Regions from separate parts of the Homo sapiens genome. Here region 2 is linked to region 1. A link is a loop called in an ENCODE intact Hi-C map of the cell type or tissue named here. Cell type or tissue: CD4-positive, alpha-beta T cell. All regions are shown on one strand. Each heading gives the region's core, and the rest is flanking DNA. Links, peaks and the distances in the headings are about the cores only.

Region 1 (10,811 bases), core at 134-5,133:
GGATAACAGGCACCCGTGATCATGCCCAGCTAATTTTTTTTTTCTTTTTTAGGAGGGACGGGGTTTCTCCATGTTGGCCAGGCTAGTCTCAAACTCCTGACCTCAAGTGATCCGCCCGCCTCAGCCTCCCAAAGTGCTGGGATTACACGCATGAGCCACCTTGCCTGGCCTAGTTCCACTGTTTTTAAAATTTGAAGTTGATTGCCAACACTGAATGAGTCACAATGATGCACAGTACTGAGGGCACCCAGCTTGTCTTGGACAGATATCGTGGAAGCACCTGTGAGAATGGGCTGGGGTCCTCAATACCCATCAGTGTCCAGCTGGACCACTGCTCTCACTCCAGTCCCCAGCCAAGTTCCTGCACTAGACATTCCCAGAATCTAGAAGCAAAATATCCCAAAATATTTCATAGCAAGTTAGGATCATGGGAGGGAAAGGAAAAACTTCTCCATCCTGCAGCCCTCCTCAGCTTCGGAACTCAGAGGGTCCACACTGGAGCTGGCTCTCTCTTAGCAGCTTCAAAGAGCCAGGCCTGAGCTACAGGTCAAGTTCATTCATAACCCACTCCAGGCGCACCTGGAGAGTCAAGGGAATAACTATACTCATTCATTGCTGTCTGCCCTGTTTCCTGGTTTATTTCCAGTGTCCTGCTCAGTGCCTGGCACATAGCAGGTGCTCAATACATACTCACTGAATGAATGCACACATGCTAGGGATACAGAGATGAACAAGATAAAACACCACCCATCAAGAAGCAAGTAGGTGTGGGAGGGAATAAGGTGTAATACAATGATACAGGTGATAAAAGCAAGGACAGTGCTAAGGTCAGGGTGGTGGAGGTTGTGGAACCTGTCCTACCAGTTGTCAGGAAAATTTCTGAAGAACAACTGCAGGATGGTGGTATTAATCCCTGAGACAAAGGTACTGAAGGCAAGTGGCTGAAGAACAGGCTTGATTGGACAGATGACTTGGAGATGTTCACTGGACAGGTGAATATATATGGATGAGGAGTTTGGGTGGCCGTGCTGACACGGGCGACATAAAGTTAGGAATGTATGGGTGGTGATAAGCCTTGAACAGAACAAGCCTGAGACAAGACTTCAAGAAATACAGTAGCTCGCCACCTAATCCCAGGTTTCCGTTACCCCTGGTCAACCCTGGTCCCAAAATAGGTGAGCACAGTACAGGAAGTTATCTTGAGAGGGAGACCACATGCATGCAACTTTTATTACAGTATACTGTTGTAATTGTTCTATTTTATTACTAGCTAGATTGTTGGTAATCGTTTACTGCACCTAATTTTTTGTGAGACAAGGTCTGGCTCTGTTGCCCAGGCTGGAGTGCAGTGGCATCATCTCGGCTCACTGCAACCTCCACCTCCCGGGTTCAAGCAATTTTCACGCCTCAGCCTCCCGAGTAGCCGGGATTACAGGCACATACCACCACGCCCGGCTAATTTTTGTATTTTTAGTAGGGACGGGGTTTTACTATGTTGGCCAGGCTGGTCTCCAACTACTGGCCTCAGGTGATCCGCCCGCCTCATCCTCCCAAAGTGCTGGGATTACAGGCATGAGCCACCACGCCCGGCCCTACTGTGCCTAATTTATAAACTTTCTCATAGATAGTATACACAAGAAAAAACAGTTATATTTAGGGTTCGGTACTGTCTGTGGTTTCAGGCATCCACTGGGGGTTTAGGAACGTACTGCCCGCGGATAATGGGGGAGGGGGACTATTGTATTGGCATTTAAATAAGTGGGCAGAGATAAAGGAGCTTGCAAAGAAGAAGGTGCAAACCTTGAAATAGTGTAGTCAGGAGAGCCAAGACGACTTCAGAATAGGGGAGCAGTCAAGAGAGCCAAGACGACTTCAGAATAGGGGAGCAGTCAAGAGAGCCAAGACGACTTCAGAATAGGGGAGTGGCCAAGAGATCTGGTAAGAACAAAGAATCCACCGGGAGGTTGCGGGTCAACTCTTAATCCCCTTCTCTCCCCATCTCTTGCCATTTAGAAAAGTATAGCATCCTCCTCTTTAGCCCTGCGACCAAATGCATTCACTCTTTCAAGGAGAAAGGAAAAGAACGTTACAGTGCATCTCCTGCAAACGCAAACGCTTTCTCCAAAACCGCTTTTAAATTCCAGGGACAGCCTTGTGAAGATCTTTGTGAATACCCGACCTCGCAAGCTCCAGAGACTACAATAATTCACTTGCCCTAGGTTCCAAAGCCAGCAAGTGGAAAACGGAGACTGGAATTCCGCCCACAGGACTCCAAAGCCTGTGCAGCAACACCCCACTCCCCCGGCAGGATCACCAGCAGGACGCGCGGGAGCCAGGAAGTAAGATCCGTACCTCCAAGGCTCCCATGGGCCCAAGCCTCCGCATCAACAGACTGGGAGGGATTACGTGGGGTCCCAGGGCCGGCTCTGAGGCGGGAAAACTTTCTGGAGGCGGCGGCCTCAGGCCGGAGCGGGCGCACACCGACTGGAGGGGTCGGATTCAGGGATGTGGGTGGACCGCATTTCCCCATCTTCCCCGCCGCGCACTTCCTCTGGTGCAATCTCCACACCCCGCGCCGGCCCGCCTGCAACGCGCCCTGGCACTCACCGGTGGGCGAAATTTCCCCGCCTCCACGTGAGAGCCAGCTCCGCCGTGACCCGGAAGTCCACTTCGAGTCGCCGGCCCACCCTCTCGGGTTCCGGCTTCTTCCGGGTCGCGGCCTTCCGGCGAACGCGGTTACCGTGGAAACCGCGGCCATGGCGGCACCGCGGCAAATCCCCAGCCACATAGTGCGCCTCAAGCCCAGCTGCTCTACAGACTCGTCGTTCACCCGGACGCCGGTGCCCACCGTGTCTCTCGCGTCCCGCGAGCTGCCTGTCTCGTCGTGGCAGGTCACCGAGCCGTCAAGCAAGAATCTGTGGGAGCAGATCTGCAAGGGTAGGAAACCTGGGCTGGCCGAGAGGGGCGGGACCCGGGCGGCCGGACGGGGGCCGCGTTTGGGGAGCGCCCACTGTGCGCCTGTCGGCTGACGGGCGGGGCCGCCGGGCAGCGGCTCCGCGGGCCCGGGCTCCGCATTTTACGCATGGGGAAACTGAGGCTCGGAGAGGCTGGCCCGAGGTTACGCAGCGCGGACTCCAATCGCGATCCGTAGTGAGGTTAAAGGCAAGGGAACGGCGAGGGAAAGCTGAATAAAGAGAACCATGCGGTGTGGACCATTGGTTCTTAAACCTCGGTTAGTGAACCGAAAGGAATTGCTGGGGCGGGGGCCGGGGTGGGGATCTTGTTATAAACGGAGGTTCCCAGGCCCCGCCCACAGAGCTTCAAATTGGGATGCAGGGAATCTGCACTTTTTAAAAGAGCACCCCAGGTAATCCTAACGTAGGTAGTCGGTGGCCCACACGTTCAGTAACCATGGTGTGGACAAACGGGTTTTAGTCCCTTCTTGCTTCAAACCTTCCTTAACCTCCCCAGGCGGAGTTGAGCACATCTTCCTTTGTGGCTCTACTCAGTATTTGTTACTTAGGTTGGGCAAATTATTTAACTTATGACCCTGTCTGCAAAGTGGGCATAATAATGGCACCTATTTCGATGGTGTTAAGAAGATGGAACCAGATAGTCACAAAAAGTGCTTAGCAAACTGCCTGATTTTAGGAGGGCAAAAGGATTATTGGGGAAAAAAAAACACAAACTGCTCGATTTACAGAAGGAGCTACGTAAGCGCTAGTTCTTAATGAATAATGTTGGGTGGGATGTTTTCTTTTTCCTCCACTAGACCATAAGCTCCTCAAGGTCAAGGACTCAGATTTTTCATTCGTGTGGCCACCATCACTACCTAAGCTGCCTGAAACAGCGCGGTGAAACCCCGTCTCTACTGAAAATACAAAAAAAAAATTATCTGGGCGTGGTGGTGTGCGCCTATAATCTCAGCTACTTGGGAGGCTGAGGAAAGGGAATTGCTTGAACCAGGGAGGTGGCGTTGCAGTGAGCCGAGTTTGCGCCACTGCACTCCAGCCTGGGTGACAGAGCGAGACTCCATCCCCAAAAAAAAAAAAGTGTGGTTAGTTAGCATTTGAAATGTGATTAGTGCAATTGAGTAACTGAATTTCTTGTTGGACTCAAATTTTTTTTTTTTTTTTTTTTTTGAGACGGCATGTTGCTCTGTCGCCCAGGCTGGAATGCAGTGGCACTGGCTGGGCTCACTGCAACCTCCGCCTCCCGGGTTCAAGCATTCTCACACCTCAATCTCCTGAGTAGCTGGGATTACAGGCACCCGTCATCATTCCTGGCTAATTTTTTTATTTTTGTAGAGAAGGGGTTTCACCATTTTGGCCAGGCTGCTCTTGAACTCCTGACCTCAGGTGATCTACCTGCCTCGGCCTCCCAAAGTGCTACAATTACAGGCCTGAGCCACCAGGCCCAGCCCAGACTTAATTTTAATAAATTTAAATAGCCACATTTGGATAGTGGCTGCTGTATTGGATAGTGCAGGTCAGTAAATGTTTATTGAATGGAAAAAAAGAATGAATGTACCAGTATATGCGATGACTCGAAAGAAGTGGAGAATACAGAGAAGGAAGAGAATAGTAGACTCAGTTGATAGATGCCCTCCAAAGCTGTCTGTTTCAACCCCATCCAGTACTTAAATTCCTTCTCCAACCTTACATTGTGCTAGAAAAATCCCTTTCATTTTGCATGTTCTCTTTGTCACTTTCACCCCTACGTCCTTACCTCTTGGTGCTATGATCCAAGGAGCTAATCACTCTACCCCAAAGAATCTACTCAGATAATTTGACGGTAGTTATTGTGGCTGCCTTTTCCCCAGAGCTTTCACTTCTCCAAGCCAAACAGTTTCTTATAATACAGTTTACTAGAGGATTGTTAGAAAAGTTACTCAGCCTCATCTGTAAGAGACAGATAATTGTTGTGCCTACCTCACAGGGCTGTTGTGGGGACCAAGTAAGATAATGTATGAAAAGGTGCTTAGCACAGTGCCTGGCATTTAAAAAGTAGTCAATAAATGTTCATTATTGTTGACAAAGAAACATGCCTTGTGTTGTGATTTACACACCGAGTTTATTTTGGTCAAATAGGCCTCTAGAGAGAAAGCAAAGACAAAGGGTTTTGGTTCTCTCTGAAGAGCAAGTGAATTGATGCCACTTTTAAAATGATAGAGTTACAGAATGAGGTCAGGCATGGTGGCTCACACCTGTAATCCCAGCACTTTGGGAGGCCAAGGCGGGTGGATCACCTGCGGTCAGGAATTGGAGACTAGCCTGGCCAACATGTTGAAACCCTGTCTCTACTAAAAATATAAAAACTAAGTCAGGCTTGGTGGTGGGTAATCCCAGCTACTCAGGAGACTGAGGCAGGAGAGTCGCTTGAACCTGAGAGGCGGAGGTTGCAATGACCTGAGATCGTGCCACTGCACTCCAGCCTGGGCAACAAAGTAAGAATCCGTCTAGAAAAAAAAAAAAAACAATTCAGTGAGGTCAACATTGGCAAACTATACACATGGACACTGTGATGAGTATTATAACAGATGGATAAACCCAATTCTTAAACATCTAACAAATGCAGTTTTCTATAACATGTAGTAAATTCAGTTTCTGACAACAAACATGAAAAAACAGGCTTTGTAGTAATCCTATCTTTGAGATTAAGTACTACATTCTCTTAAGATAATCTCCATTCAAAAGACAAATTATCATAGCAAACAGACCTGCCAGAAACTCAATTTCATGAAGACAAAATACAAAGTAGGTCAATATCTAACTTACACAGACCTTAACCAACCTGACTAGTGCTCTTTTGTATGTATGTGCATGCTCACCACTATAACTTATTTGTAAATATTCTTCAGTTTTCTCCCTCATCTTTCCAGTGACAACTGAGTTTTGTATTCTAAAAAGCACTCGTGTTAGTGTCAATAAACTTCTTCCCGGCCAACACTTCTAATCAAATCTTATAGTAGTTTGTGACTAGCTGTGTTCATGGTTTTAATCAAGACAATCAAAGGATGTGGGGCTTAACAGTTTCCTTTTTTTTTTTTTTTTGAGATGAAGTCTGGCTCTGTCACCCAGGCTGCAGTGCAGTGGCGCAATCTCGGCTCACTGCAACCTCTGCCTCCCAGATTCAAGCAATTCTCCTGCTTCAGCCTCCCAAATAGCTGGGATTACAGGCACCCACCACCATGCCTGGCTAATTTTTTGTAGAGATGGGGTTTTGCCATGTTGGCCAAGCTGGTCTCAAACACCTGACCTCAAGCAGTCAGCCCGCCTCATCCTCCCAAAGTGCTGGGATTACAGGCGTGAGCCACCGCGCCTGGCCTTACAGTTTCCTATTTTGATATGCTGTGATTACTGTTATCAGCATCCTCACTATTGTCATTGGTTCATCACTTAATCAAGCACTCTCTGGCCTCAGCCCTCAATGCTGTTGTAAAATCTGGCCTTTCATTTCACCTGCCAGATACCGACATGGATCAGTTGTGAATCAATACTTGTTCCTCCAGCACAGCCACTGAGCCAGCTGAAGAAAGATGACCCCAACTGGCTCTCAGCACTGCTCAGCAATCAGCATCTCTCAATGCCTTCTCCCATTGCCTGGTTCTACTAGTCCAAGTCTGTAACACCTCCTGAAATGTTCTGTGATACCTCTTAGCATAGGATGCGTTCACTGAGAAGAGTCAGGCAGTCAGGAGTGGGGAGGGAGTCTGCTAACATCCATCTGTACACGTGGAAGAAGCTCTCACCCCGCTACTCGCCACTCAGCTCTCCATCTTTGCTTACCGTCCCCTTGCTATTCCAGGATCCTGCTTTATCACTCACTTCCTCTGCTACGCCTTTAACTTCTCTACTAGCTTTTTCCTCCAAACACCCCTGGCCTGTCATATCAGGAAGAAACCTCCACCATGACCCTATATCCTCTTCCAGCTCCTATCAGTCTTTCATTCCCATTCCCTTATCAACTAAGGGCAGACCAGCTTCTTCCTCATTTCTCCGAATAAATTGTTCTTAAGCATTGAGCCAACTTGTATCTACCAGGGCTGGGAACTGTTTTCAATGCTGGGCCAGGTATAACTGCAGGCACTGTTTTAGACGCCAACAACTTATCTCCATCTCCACGAATGTTACCATCGTTCACTCAGCTGCCCAGTCCAGCTTTTTTTTTTTTTTCCTTCCCTTGAGACAGAGTCTTGCTCTGTTGCCCAGGCTGGAGTACAGAGGTGCGATATCTGCTTACTTCAACTTCCACCTCCCAGGTTCAAGCAATTCCCCCACCTCAGCCTCCTGAGTAGCTGGGATTACAGGCACTTGACACCATGCCCAGCTAATTTTTGTATTTTTAGGTGGGGTTTCACCATGTTGGCCAGGCTGGTGTCGAACTCCTGACCTTAGGTGATCCACCCGCCTCAGCCTCCCAAAGTGCTGGGATTACAGGCGTGAGCTACCGCATCCGGCCTGCTTCCCTTTCACTTTCCACGGCCCCACACTCTCATTTGCCAGTCCTTATAGATTCTACCTGTTTAATATCTCCCACCATCCCCACCCTGCCCCCACTCCCCACCCCCACCAGTCTTCATGTCTGCTGCCTTAGATCAGGCCCTTACCACCCCCTGCTTAGATTGCTGCTGTGGCTTGTTAATTGAGGCAGGCCTCCTTCCAGACCATATCCCACTGGCTGTCGTAGGAACCTCTCTAAAATTCAAATCTAATCGCATCATGCTGTGACCTACAATGATTTTCATAGCTTACAGATAAACTCCTTAGCTTAACCCTTAAGCTTCTTAACGTCCCATCTCTGTTTACTTTTCTTAGTTCACAACATACCATTCACCCAAATCATCCTAATGGCAACCATTTATTGAGCTGCTGTTTATGTGCCAGGCATTGTGCTAGGTGCATTACTTCTCATTTAAGCCTCACAGCAACAGATGAGGAAATTGAGGCTTAGAAAGGTTAGGAAACTTGCCCAAAGTAAGCGGCAGGGTCGGCTTCAAACTCAAGTCTGTTTTGACTCTCAAGTTCAAACCCCTGAAGAAGACACCAGCATGGTTTTAAAGCATGGACTGGGAGCACCTACATCAAAATCTCCTGGATACATGTTAAAATGCAGCTTCCTGGCCGGGCGTGGTAGCTCAAGCCTGTAATCCTAGCACATTAGGAGACCGACGGGGCTGGATTGCCTGAGCTCAGGAGTTCGAGACCAGCCTGGCCAACATGGTGAAACCCCATCTCTACTAAAATAAAATTTAAACAAATTAGCCAGGCATGGCAGTGTGCACCTGTAGTCCCAGCTACTCAGGAGGCTGAGGCAGGAGAATCACTTGAACCTGGGAGGAGGAGGTTGCACTGAGCCGAGATCATGCCATTGCCCTCCAGCCTGGGTGACAGAGTGAGACTCTTGTTTCAAAAAAAAAAAAAAAAGCAGCTTCCTTGGCTCCCCTTCCTGCCCTGATGGGCCAGACTCCTTGGGGGTGAGTCTTTGAGTTCTGCATTTTAAACAAGCACTTCGGTACCACTGTTGTGTTGTGTACTTGGAGTCACACAAAACTATTCCTCCAGTGCACCATACTATTCCTCTCCATGCCTTTCCACAAGCTTTGTCTCTTCCTGGAACATCCCTACCTTCTCATTTATCTCTCTAGACTCAGTCCACGTGGCCCCTCTTCTGGAAAGCCTTCTGTAATTCCTCAGGCCAATTTCAAAGCCCCTTCTTTCCTCTCCTCTAGGCTGTGGTTGAAGCCCTCTACAGCAATACTTTCACTTATCATAACCCCTGGTTTATCATTCATCCCCTCTCTGGAACATAAGCTCCTCTGCCCTGTTCATGTGGCTCTCCAGCAGCCTGGTACAACCTCCCACTATAGTATATGCCTGTCAAATGTTCGTCTGATTCACTCCCAGCGTCATCTTCCTGTTCCATCCCCTTCCAATAAGCTACTGTGGGTCAATGCTACATTTTTGTTGTTGGGTTTTTTTTTGTTTTTTGTTTTTGAGTCAGAGTCTGGCTCTGTCACCCAGGCTGCAGTGCAGTGGTGCGATCTCGGCTCACTGCAAGCTCCGCCTCCTGGATTCACGCCATTCTCCTGCCTCAGCGTCCTGAGTAGCTGGGACTACAGGTGCCCGCCACCACACCCGGCTAATTTTGTTTTTGTATTTTTAGTAGAGAGGGGGTTTCACCATGTTAGCCAGGATGGTCTCAATCTCCTGACCTTGTGATCTGCCTGCCTCGGCCTCCCAAAGTGCTGGGATTACAGGCGCGATCCACCGTGCCCGGCCACCAGTCAATGCTACATTTTAATTGTTTCTATCAGGAACATGTTCAGCTGCAAATAGCAGAAAGCCCAACTCATAATGGCCTAAACAAAGATGGTTAATTATTCTCACATCCCAGAAGTTGAGGGGAGAGGGTTCACTTGTGGCACAGGGGCTCCACTCTGCCAACAAGTTTCCGGGCTCCTTCTGCTCTGCCTCTCCTAAAATGTTGCCTTTGTTGTGTAAAACGAACAACAACTTTCACTTGTTCATAATGTTCATTTAATATGCATATAACATTAAATTCCCCTAATCAATTAATGCCATTTATAACCTTTGGTAATGGAAAGATTGTAAACATTTATACATTTAATATACCTGATTTAAAAAAATTTTTTTTTAATTTTTATTTTTTTGAGACAGGCTGTCGCCCAGGCTGAAGTGCAGTGGCGTGATCGTGCTTACTACAGCCTCAACCTCCCAGGCTCAGGTGATCCTCCCACCTAAGCCTCCCAAGTAGCTGGGATTACAGGCGTGCGCCACCACACCCAGCTAATTTTTATATTTGTTGTAGAGACAGGGTTTCACTGTGTTGCCCAGGCTGCTCTTGAACTCCCGGGCTCCAACAATCTGCCCACCTTGGCTTCCCAAAATGTTAGGATTACAGGTGTGAGCCTGTAATCCATGCCTGGGCCCCTGATTTTCTTAAGTATTTCTAATGCAGAACAGAGCAGATAAGCACACTTTTCTAAGCACTGAAGCAACTCTTGGAAATGGAATTAATTAAACTATGGTAAATCAAGTTGTTTTAAGAGTCCAGTACTCTACAAACTTAAATTCTTTTATGCCTTTCAATGTAAAAGCATCAGTCTGTAATCATATTTCAGATTGAAACCACAGGGAAAACTGACATTCTCAAATATGTTAGATTCCCTTAAACTATTACAGAGGTTTTAAGTAACACATCAGATTGTCTTGAAGCTAAAGTATTTTCCCATACTTCATACTTCTACATAATCATTTCAACTGTATGTCTTTTGTGATCATGTGATGAAGAAATTTATATTTTTTCCATCAAATTTAAGTGAACTCCTGAGAGATTTCTTTTTTTTCTTTTTTTTTTTTGGAGATGGAGTCTCACTCTGTCACCCAGGCTGGAGTGCAGCGGCTCGATCTCTGCTCACCGCAAGCTCCACCTCCCGAGTTCACACCATTATCCTGCCTCAGCCTCCCAAGTAGCTGGGACTACAGGCGCCCGCCACCACTCCCGGCTAAGTTTTGTATTTTTAGTAGAGACGGGGTTTCATCGTGTTAGCCACGATGGTCTCGATCTCCTGACCTCGTGATCCGCCCGCCTCGGCCTCCCAAAGTGCTGGGATTACATGCGTGAGCCACCGTGCCCAGTCCGGAACTCCTGAGAGATTTCACTGGAAAAATATGATAGCAAGTAATAAAGAAATGCAAATAAAAGTAAAATACCATTTTTTTCTTTTACATGTGTTGAAAAACTTTTAATGTATAAGATTGATTATACTCTAGAGAAACAGGCAGTGT
Region 2 (10,811 bases), core at 3,927-8,926, 920 kb before region 1:
TCGACCTCCAGGGCTCAAGTGATCCTCAGCCTTCCATGTAGCTGGGATTATAGGCATTAGCCACTGTGCCCGGCCTAAACAGATGCTTTCTAAGTATATGTCTTTTACTATTATTTCAGTAAGAAAAATGAAACAGAAGAATTTTGTTTTATTAGAATAAAAAATTAAATGCAAAAATGTAATTTTTAACTTTAAAATGATTCAGTCTAATTAATACAGGTAAACATTTATGAATGTACTTAGGAATTAACCAATGAATAATTTTCAAATTATAGCTATTAAGACAAAAAGGCGAATTGACTCAAATCTTAAAATTTTACTGTACTTAAGTCAAAGCAAAAAAAGTACCATCTTAGGTTTTTCTTCCTTTAGTGTGAAGAGGCGTTTCCACCAACCCACAGCTCTGCGTCGAGTTTTTACTAGATTGCTGCAAATTTCATGGAATCTTTGCTGTTGTTCAGTGGTCCTAGAAAAGAAATTTGCCTTTTGCTATAAACAAATCGTTACAGTAGACAAAAACATGACACCCTGTTCAATTTAAGAGCTATCTTCTAAAGAAAATAAAAATAAAAACAATGTTTCACCATTATCTTATGTAGGTGAAAAAATCCTTCCACCATTAAGACACCTTTTATAGCACAGGAGTAAGTATTTACATAAACTATGTGTGTGAGAGAGAGAGTGTGTGTGTGTGTGCGTGTGATAAAGAAAGGATCATCTCTGGCTCTGAAGCCACATTTATTTAATGGTAGTAAAAGACTCATGACTTCTATGGGCCATAAAGAAATCAGTATAAATTTGATTTTGCTATTCCTAAATATTCTTTAGATCCTAGTAAATGCTGCACTATACCTACCAGAATCCCACCGAACAACTGTATTTGAACACTCCTTAGTAAGATACTAACTACTGGCATTTAACACATAACACCCCCAACTGGGCTTCATACATCTGATGACAAGGCAGCAATAAACAGCTCAAATCTAAATTCTTCTTTGTAAATTTATCCCTAGGGAGGGAAAATATAATCAACAAACAACACAGCAGTAAAAATCCAACAAGAGACCCTCCAAGAAAACCTTTTATATTTATAATGTTTTTCTTGGTTCTGATTTTTTTAATTGCCTTTGCACTGTCTTCGCTACACAGCTATAATGGCTGCTATTATTGCCCTGTGCTGAGGGATGTGTTGCCTTCTCTTCTCTAGCCCTCATCTCTGTAAAACTGCAGTGATAGATAAAGTACAAGGATTTCTGCTGAGCCCTGGAACTTCTTTTCAACAATGAGATGTTATTTCTTGCCCATGGTCAAGGCTAGATTGTGGCTATGCAAAAGAGTATTCTTTCTTCCTTGTAAGATCAAAAAATAAACAAAATCTGCTCTATCAATAACTGAGTCACATCACGAAACTATCAGTGGTTATTTCTGCAAACTTTCCTCTAGGAGTTATAAATTAGCAGACTGGAATGTTATCTGGCTAATAAGGCCAAGGTCAGTGATTTATTTCCTTTGCTAACTCTGTTATACTGCACATTCAGAAACTTGCCCAAAAGAGCCAACAACATTGATTCATTACTGCAAGTGAAAAACAATTTGGACAGTTCCTAACACTAATCCATTCTGCTGTTGGGGGAAACACCTTTAAATATTGTCAATTATATCATAATTTAAGCAAACTTTGAATTTGTTCTTAAAGATCCATAAGGTACACATTTAAAATTCTTATATTTACAGAATTATTTTGCAATTTGCTATCCTCTGAGATACAAACAACCAAAGGCACAAGTAGAATACTAACCAAATAAAATAAACAGCCAAGGATAGAATAGCAGCTGAGAAGAAAATATCTATTCCAACTTCTATTTTGGCTGATTATTTGAATCAAAACTCAACATGCTAGAGAAAGTTAAAATACTTTTAATATGATCCTTATCCACTTAACTATATCTGAGGAGTTCATAAGCAACCTCATGGTATAAATAGGCCGGGCACGGTGGCTCACGCCTGTAATCTCAGCACTTTGGGAGGCCGAGGCGGGCGGATCACAAGGTCAGGAGATCGAGACCATCCTGGCTAACATGGTGAAACCCCGTCTCTACTAAAAATAAAAAAAAAAAAAATTAGCCAGGTGTGGTGGTGGGCACCTGTAGTCCCAGCTACTCGGGAGGCTGAGGCAAGAGAATGGCATGAACCTGGGAGGTGGAGCATGCAGTGAGCCAAGAGCGTACTGCACTCCAGCCTGGGCAACAGAGCGAGCCTCCATCTCAAAAAAAAAAAAAAAAAAGAGAATGGTATAAATAAAATCAGCAACCCATGTGTATACAGCTTGAACCTCTTCGGAAACACTTGGTATTCACTTTGTTAACTGCCATTCCACTGCCTCAGTGTCTCAGTATCTCAGCCTTAACACAAGATCAATCTTAAAAGTCAAAATATTTCACAGTACTTTACAGGGCCTGCCACAGTAGGCATTTAATAAATAATTGCTAAATGAATGTGAATGAAAATCTGCCAGTTTCCTTTTCTGTATTCATTCAAAAATAATTTGTGAAGTTATTATACTATCCTAAATATCAATGGAAATGTAAAAATGTATATGTGCATTTACCATAAAAGAACTATGGAGTACAGAAAATTCATAGTTTATATTCAAATCAGTTACAATATTCTTCACATAAAAGCAATAAATCTAATGCTTAGGTGTCTGATGGTTAGACAATTATCTCTGCTTATTTACAGCATACTAATCACAGCCACCAAGTTCAGTAACTACACAAAAATGAGACTGCCAAATCATTATGCTACCTACCATTTATTGGAGCCAAAAATTCTAGGCGCTAGAATGGGAACAAGGTAGTCAGCCAAGCACAAAAACATAACAAAACAGGAAACGCCGGACAGAACAGATGGATCTAGATAGTAGATAATCCTGTTAAAAAAATTAATAAAGGTTAGAAAAACATAGTCATTATTATTCCTAACTAAACATGTCTAACTTAACTATTCACTTAACTATTCACCGCCTCTCAGAGATATTTGCCATTTTTCTTCTAATTTTCTCACAAGTGGCTTTCCAGAGGCTTTGTGACATGCTGATATCATAGCTGCAGTGGTTAAGTATATATCAATGGACAAAAGCTCTTTGGAGTTCTCAGCACTTTTTTAAGAGTTTAGGGAGGTGGGGGACTAGGGGAGGGATAGCATTAGGAGAAATACCTAATGTAGATGAAGGGTTGATGGGTGCAGCAAACCACCATGGCACATGTATATATACCTATGTAACAAACCTGTACATTCTACACATGTTTCCCAGAACTTAAAGTATAATAACAAAAAAAGAGTTTAAGTGTCTGGAGGACAAAAAGTTTGCGAGTCACTGATTTACTCAAGTGCTTTAGGTTACCAAGTTTACAGAAGTACTACAAATTCTGGAAACTAGAAGTGCTTATGAGAAACATTCTTTATGGGTTCTTTATGGGTTATATATTACAGAAGACTTAAGGCACTCCCACAAACAGAAGCTATATATTAAAAAGTCTTTATTAATAAGAAGCACAACCCATAGTAATCTAATAGCTCACTTACAGAAACACCAAAGAAACCACACCCATGATGGCAGGTGGAAACCAGGCTCTTTCCCATCGGAGGACTTTATCAGCCATCAGCATCACTTCTCCCCATCCTTGCAGCTGTTCTTCCAGACTTGCAGTCTCTGCAGCCTAAATACCACCGACATTTAAAGTGATCATTTTACCACTCTCAACATTTTTGTGGTTCATAGACTTCAATTATTTTAAAGCTCCAAATACAAAAAATAACCTCTTAACCAAATTGCCAATTTTAAACTAGTTGGTTTCTGAAAAACTGCAATTTCAAAGATGAAAATACAATGGGTTTTTTTGTTTTTTGTGTTTTTTTTTTTGAGACGGAGTCTCGCTCTGTCACCCAGGCTGGAGTGCAGTGGGGAGATCTCGGCTCACTGCAGCCTCCGCCTCCTGGGTTCAAGCGATTCTCCTACCTCATACTCCTGAGTAGTTGGGACTATAGGCGCCCGCCACCACGCCCGACTAATTTTTTGTAGAGACAGGGTTTCACCATGTTGGCCAGGCTGGTCTCAAACTCTGGACCTCAAGTGATCCACTCACCTCGTCTTCCCAAAGTGCTGGGATTACAGGTGTGAGCCACCAGGCCCAGCCTAAATATCCTTTAATGGTCACTTTTCTAGTCCAAGCACTGGGCTATTCTTTATATACATGATGTAACTTAATCCTTACAGAGAGCCACAAGGTAGGGATAATTAGACTCAATTTACAATTAAAGAAAGTGAGCTCAAAATGGTTTACTTTCTCAAAGTCATGCGGGGAATCGTGGCAGTGCCCAGAGTATTAATAAAATGAAATAACTTTTTTTAAGTTTGTTTATTTCAGATGGTTAGAATTGATCCGTTGTTTTTGTCATCTTATTGATTTAAACCCTTCTAAATCCATTAGGAAAGACTTTCCCTGAATAGCATTCAATTTCTAAAATAGCTCTTTGTGTAATGGAATCACTCAGATGTTGACATTCATTGGACAATTAAGGAAAACTACTTTCACCAAATTAAGGTGGCATTTTACGGTCAATATACCTCCTCAATACAGTGTTTCTTACCACTCAGGATGTCATTTTGATTATACTTCAAATTTCTCTGACTCTGAACAGCCGAAAGTGGGCCTCTAGGATGAGCTAATGTGGCAAAAGCCCTTAAAGCTGGTTTTGGTAAAGGAAGAAAAATTTAGAATAAGAAACTCAAGTGTCTCTATGTTATCAGGCTGGATGCAGTGGATCACGCCTGTAAACCCAGCACTTGGCGGGTCGGGGGGGATTGCTTGAGCCCAGGAGATCGGGACCAGCCTGGGCTGAGACCTTGTCTCTTTGTAAAAGTCATTCACTGGAAATCATGCAAATGACAGAACAAGGCACTTAATCTTAACAAAGACGCTCGCTATCTGTGCCACGCTGAGCACTAGTGTGATCTCAATATTTCTGACTTTATATTCCATGCTTAATACTAGTGAAAGAGACTACTATGTGTGGGCACTCTGCTGAGCATTCATATTTATACTTCAATTAATCTTCCTAACAACCCTTAAAAAAAGGTGTTATTACTGTCCCCATTTTACCAAGGAGGAAACAGATACAGAGGTTAACTGATCTGCATCCAAGAAATCCACGACCAAAGGCGTTGCTTTCCTTAGAGTTATATTGCTCTGCTGGAAGGAGAGTTGGGAAGCAGGAGCTCTAGCCCAGGATTTGTCATTTCAACAGGGCTTGAGCTACTTCTCTGTGCTTCAATTAATCCTCTTAAAAAGATCCACGCTGAGAACTAACTATGCTAGAAGGAGCGTGTGTTTAAAGGAACAAACCATGCATTTCTAAAAGCAAATATAAAATCACGCACAATCAAAACTGCCCTGAAGTCACGTCATTGGCCAGCGTCTGGGGTCTTGGAAGTTCAAAAGCCCCTAAGTAAATTCTTTGGTTCCGTTTTTCATTGCTGGTATGTGACCTACAGTCACCAGGGAAGGGCAACTGAGAATATGCAAGGATATTTCTCTTGTTTTTTGCCCACAAGGTGCGCTTAAATTCATAACAAATAAAAATGTGTCCGCCTATGATACCATCTCACTGCAGTTCCTTCGGATCCCTGCTTATTACTCTAAAGCTGTTTCCAGTAGTCCTGTGACCCCACCCCCGCCAGACTTCCAAATTCCAGACAAACGCCAAGACATCCCATTGTCTGTTCAGCTGGACCCCGCTCCCGGTTCCCCACGGTGAGCTCGCAGCCTCCCTGTCGTTTTAAGTTGTACCAGCTCTAAGATAAATTCTGGGCAGTAGCCCTTTGACCCTCCACCCTTGTCCAAGTTTTAGGGGGAAAAGAAGGCAGGCACATCCAGGTTAAGATCAAAGACGGGGAAAGCCGAATACGGCTGGGGCCTGAGCCGCGAAAGCGCTGGACAGGCCCCAGGAGGCCTTCTGCCCCCACCCGCACCCCAGGCTAGTGTCGCAGCCCCTCTGCCTCCCACTTCCTCCTCGACTCCTACTCGCGGTGATGAATCACGCGCCCTCCTCGCCCCGTCGCGCACCGTCCCCAGGAAAGGTAAGGGTTCGACACCCAGGAGTCACCCAAGAAGCCCGAGGGCCAGGCATCGTCGCCTGCCCAGGGAGAGAAGGGCCGGGCCCGCGGCGGGTGACAGGGACGAGGCCGCGGTGTTTGAGCCCACGGACGTCTGGAGGCCTCGCTCGGCTCCCGGGGGACAGGCAGCCAGGACTCACCAGCAGGTTGGTGCTGCGATTATCTCCCTCCGCCATCGTCTCGGGGATGCAGTCTCTACAAGCGCAGGCCACCTCCCCAACGAGTCCTCCAACCGAAACCCGCACACCAACCACAACCCGAGGGAACGCCCCGCAGGCTGCTTATATGGGTCGGCCGCCCTTCCCGACGGCCCCCGCGACGCTCGCTCCTCATTGGACAGACCGAGCTTACGCCTCAAGGAAGCCGGGCCAACCGAAGCTCAGCGCATGGCTTGAAATCGAGGTCAAAGGAGACAGAGGCAGCGCCGGGCCGAGGGGGAGGGGACACGGAGTGCCCAATCAGCGCCCAGGGACTGCGCGACGCCCCGCCCAGCGCTGTGGGAAGCGGTTCAACCGCCTCTGCAGGGGGCGCTGTCCCTCAGTGGTTCTCCGGCTCTTGCCGCTGCGGTGGCTTTGGGTCCCTCTTCGTCTGGCTTTCGCAGCCGAGGAGACTCTCTGGAAAATGGGCTACTCGAAGAGAGATGCTCCGTTGCCTCAGGCGGAGGGCGGGGACGCCGGGCCTGCGACACTTCATCTTTTCCTGGCCCCGAGGTGGCTGGGATCCGTTCCACCTTCGGCCCAGTTCCCCAGCCAGGCCCCTGAGCCGTTTAGCCCGGATTTGCGACCCGTGAGGTTTTGAGGACAAGTGAAAAGAGCTCTTTGTGTGGATTTTGCTGCAATGTTTCTCTCCTACCCAGTAGGAATGAGGCCTTAGCTTGCGCGGAAAAACCCAGGCCTGGTTTGAGAACGTGTGAAAATGCACCGCCTTCTAAGTGGCTTTATTATACGTGGATGTTTAAGTTACTTAAACTACAAGCTCCCTCTCCAAAAGGATTCTTTTTTTTTTTTTCTTTTTTTTTGAGACGGAGTCTCGCTATGTTGCCCAGCCTGGAGTGCAGTGGCGCGATCTTGCTCACTGCAAGCTCTGCCTCCCGGGTTCACGCCATTGTCCTGCCTCAGCCTTCCAAGTAGCTGGGACTACAGGCGTCCGCCAACACGCCTGGCTAATTTTTTGTATTTTTAGTAGAGACGTAGTTTCACCGTGTTAGGATGGTCTCGATCTCCTGACCTCGTGATCCGCCCGCCTCGGCCTCCCAAAGTGCTAGGATTACAGGCGTGAGCCACCGCGCCCGGCCAGAATTGTTTGTTTGTTTGTTTGAGACGAAGGAGTCTCGCGCTCCGTGGCCCCGGCTGAAGTGCAGTGGCGCGATCTCTGCTCACTGTAACCTCCATCTCCCGGGTTCAAGTGATCCTGGCGCGTCAGCCTCCCGAGTAGCTGGAATTACAGACGCCCGTCACTACGCCCGGCTAATTTTTGTATTTTAATAGAGACGGGGTTTCGCTATTTTGGCCAGGGTGGTCTGGACCTCCTGACCTCAAGATATCCGCCCGCCTTAGCCTGCCAAAGTGCTGGGATTACAGGCGTGAGCTACCGCGCCCGGCCAAAAGGATAGTTCTTGACACGACCTTTCTTCCATTAGAGGTCAAGCTAAGAAAATATGTAAACCCTCTCACAAGCAGTAGAATTCCTAGGCAGTTTAGGAACTGTGTTGAGGCACTTGTACATCTTTTCTATCCAGGATTTCAAATGCAGTAACAAGTGCTTTGATCTTTTTTTTTTTTTTTTTTTTTTTTTTTTCTTTTTTTCTTGAGACACAGCCTGGCTCTGTTGCCCAGGCTGTAGTGCAGTAGCCACCGCGCCCGGCCGATTTTTCATCGTTTGATACAAACAGAATCATGCCAAATGTCCGGATCAGATGTTTGTTTCAGGTGAATTAACTATAGTTTTAACTTCCAACCTTTTATCTTTTTTACAGGTTTTAACTTCCAATCTCATGGTCATTTGTATTCGGCCATTGAATTTAAATTTATTTTTAAAATGTTCCTTAAGTAACCACCAGGTTCTTAAATGTTCAAGGAAGTCATAAATGTGAGAGAACATAGCTGCAGACCACATACTGCCCCTAAGAGAGCTGGGCAAGGGCAGGAGCATTGTGAATTTCATGGAAGGGTGTCAATTTGCTGTGGGTCTTTCGGGGAAAGGGGAGTGAAGTATCTGAATCAGGGAGAAGCACTTGAAAAAAAGTCTTTGCAAGGGAAGCTGACTGTTCAATAAAGTGCCACTTTGGAGAATGTTGGGGTAAAGAAGTTGTAAAGGCAGGATACAGCCAGTTGACAGAGACGCTATTTGGAGAGATTTTAAAGCTATGGAGTCTGAGGAGCAGGTTCTTCTCCACGCCCCTAAAAAAAAAAAAATACAAATGGGGAGGCAGGGAAGATCCCTTGAGCCCAGGAAATAGAGGCTGCAGTGAGCTATGATTGCACCTATGCACTTAAGCTTGGGTGACAGAGCAAAAAACCTGTCTCAAAAAAAAAAAAAAAAAAAAAAGTCAAAAAGATCGAAGCAATCAGCAGCCACATAATTAGTGAATATGTTGAGCACTGGGTATGTGATCTTGCTAGACCCACAGTAATAGCCACTTCCAAAAGAGAGGGTATTTTATTAGGGTTTAAAACTGACATTTCTACTTTTGGGAAATCAGCTTTTGCTGCAGAATATGCTTCTTGTTTTCACCCAAGTTTTCCATGCACAACTTAAGACTTGTTAACACCAGCTTGTGAAATGAAGGTAGGTGAAAAAAACAGAAGCAACTGAAACAGCAGTTTCTCCACTTAGTATTTTTTGTTACTTAACAATGTATTCCCATACCTATTTCTAAATGCACAGCCCTGCTATATGGTCTCTCACTAAATTTCCGATTGGTCTAATTATTAAAAAACACCCACCCTTAACATAGCTTTCTTTAGAGCTTTGTTTTTGTCCTACAGAGACAGGATGTGATCTTTTGAAATGTGCCAGATGACTAAGCAGTTAACACAAATCTTACTAACTTCATTTAGCAGCAACAAATGCAATCTCCAAGATATAAAGCCAAGCTGGACATTTTCTATTTTTTTTCAGAGGTTTCACACTCCAAGGAATGCACCTATCTGTCAATAATGATCTACGGGAATTTTGTTTTTAAATACTGCCAAAATTAAGCTTTATAAATTGGGCCTTAACACAAAGAATTTTATCGTTGAAGTAGAATTTCTACTGCTATTCAAAAATACAACAGATGTTTGAGAATAAAATAGTTACTTTTCTGAGAATTTAGGGGTCTTTTTTGAGGTATTAGTGCTATTCAGAAAAAAAAGACTAGGCTTGGCTCGGCTTAGTGGCTCAGGCTTGTAATCCCAGCACTTTGGGAGGCTGAAGTGGGAGTGTAACTTGAGCCCAGGAGTTCGAGATCAGCCTGGGCAACATAGGGAGACCCTGTCGTTTTGTTTTTTCAAGCTACCCAGGTTCCAAAAGGTTTCAAGTTTTCCAAAATCTATTTTGACCAATAAATTCAGAACTTAAATGCTGTATCTTTTGAGACTGAACCTTTATTTTCTGAAAAACAGGTATTTCATACAATCTTTGCCATGTTAATGCAAATATGCACAAAGTAGGCATGTATTTGTTTTCCAAAAGATGCATTATGAACATTTTCAGGAAGCTGGTGTGATTTATTCAACTTTTAAATACAATCACAAAATTATATCCATCAGGAGGCATTACAACCTTTTGTACAGAAAAGCCACTATTTATACATTGTTACTAAGACAAGGAAGATTCAGTTCAACTCAACTTGCTCTTAGAATAAGGGTAAAAAGTAAATTAACAAGTAAGTGAAGTATGATGTTGTTGCCACTGACATTACAGGTGGAAATATAAGGGAAATTTAAACCAGAAAAATGACACAATAACTTTAAAGAGGAGCTGAAACTTTGTCAAAAAAAGAAAAAACTATTAGCCTGTTTTCAAAGAAAAACATTCTAAAAGTGTGCATTTCAGAACATAGAATTCTTCTAAGTTTACCATCTTCAAAAATCTTCTAAATTGTATGACACTTTTACATTAGCACAACAAACAGCTTTTTCTAAGTCTAGCCAAGTTCCCATGGAAGGCAAACGACCCTAAGTAGTTCATATTTTACAGCCCTTGAACTTATAAAGCTTTTCTCATTAAGAGTCAGTTTTACCCTTCTGTAAATAAGGATGGTGATACTGTTATCCAGGCCTAAAAAGCAGGAAGTGCAACAAACCCTTAGGGTTTCATGATACAGTGAATTTTCCCCTCCCCAACGTTTGGAAAAAATTGGGACACTTGCTAGTTCTTCCCTGTGGGAAGAATCTTTCTAATATTACCCAAATATTGAAAACAAAATCTACCTTCTTTAACCCTTGTATTAGTAATTCTACCTCCTTGGCTTATGGGGGGAAAAGTCCTAGTTTTAAATTGCTGGCATTTTACAAGCTCAACAAGATAAAAAATTGAACACTGGTTTTCATACTCTAATTTTATGTAAAACAAAGATGCTTAAATGTGCGAATAGTAAAGCATTCACTGATATTTGATGTATCTGAATAGGACTAACAGGCTAATTGTAGGT

The links. Hi-C counts contacts between places; a loop is a spot of excess contacts. Peaks named below come from ENCODE experiments on the same cell type or tissue, not always from the same donor. Only the 100,000 strongest peaks of a DNase experiment are listed, where the experiment ranks them.
Region 2: it touches region 1 in a loop (9-fold over the local background); 4 of 110 quality-filtered maps call a loop at or near these places.

Annotation. Positions count from the first base shown.
Region 1 is chr16:19,715,551-19,726,361 of GRCh38, forward strand. KNOP1 (lysine rich nucleolar protein 1) reads right to left here and starts at 2,677. Exons shown (of 5, transcript NM_001012991.3): 1 at 2,608-2,677. It overlaps IQCK (IQ motif containing K), which reads left to right and starts at 2,721. Exons shown (of 9, transcript NM_153208.3): 1 at 2,721-2,937. The coding sequence starts at 2,757. RefSeq lists an enhancer at 2,601-2,930. In CD4-positive, alpha-beta T cell, for the core only: no CTCF peak of the experiment used is centred there; a DNase peak (open chromatin) is centred at 2,711; H3K4me3 peaks cover 2,257 bases.
Region 2 is chr16:18,795,116-18,805,926 of GRCh38, forward strand. ARL6IP1 (ARL6 interacting reticulophagy regulator 1) reads right to left here and starts at 6,434. Exons shown (of 6, transcript NM_015161.3): 1 at 6,316-6,434; 2 at 3,586-3,719; 3 at 2,810-2,929; 4 at 349-466. The coding sequence starts at 6,351. It overlaps SMG1 (SMG1 nonsense mediated mRNA decay associated PI3K related kinase), which reads right to left. Exons shown (of 63, transcript NM_015092.5): 63 at 9,745-10,811. RefSeq lists enhancers at 5,938-6,057, 6,278-6,357, 6,738-6,977. In CD4-positive, alpha-beta T cell, for the core only: CTCF peaks have their summits at 6,722 (motif pointing right) and 6,922; DNase peaks (open chromatin) are centred at 6,566 and 7,556; H3K4me3 peaks cover 2,770 bases; H3K27ac peaks cover 2,103 bases.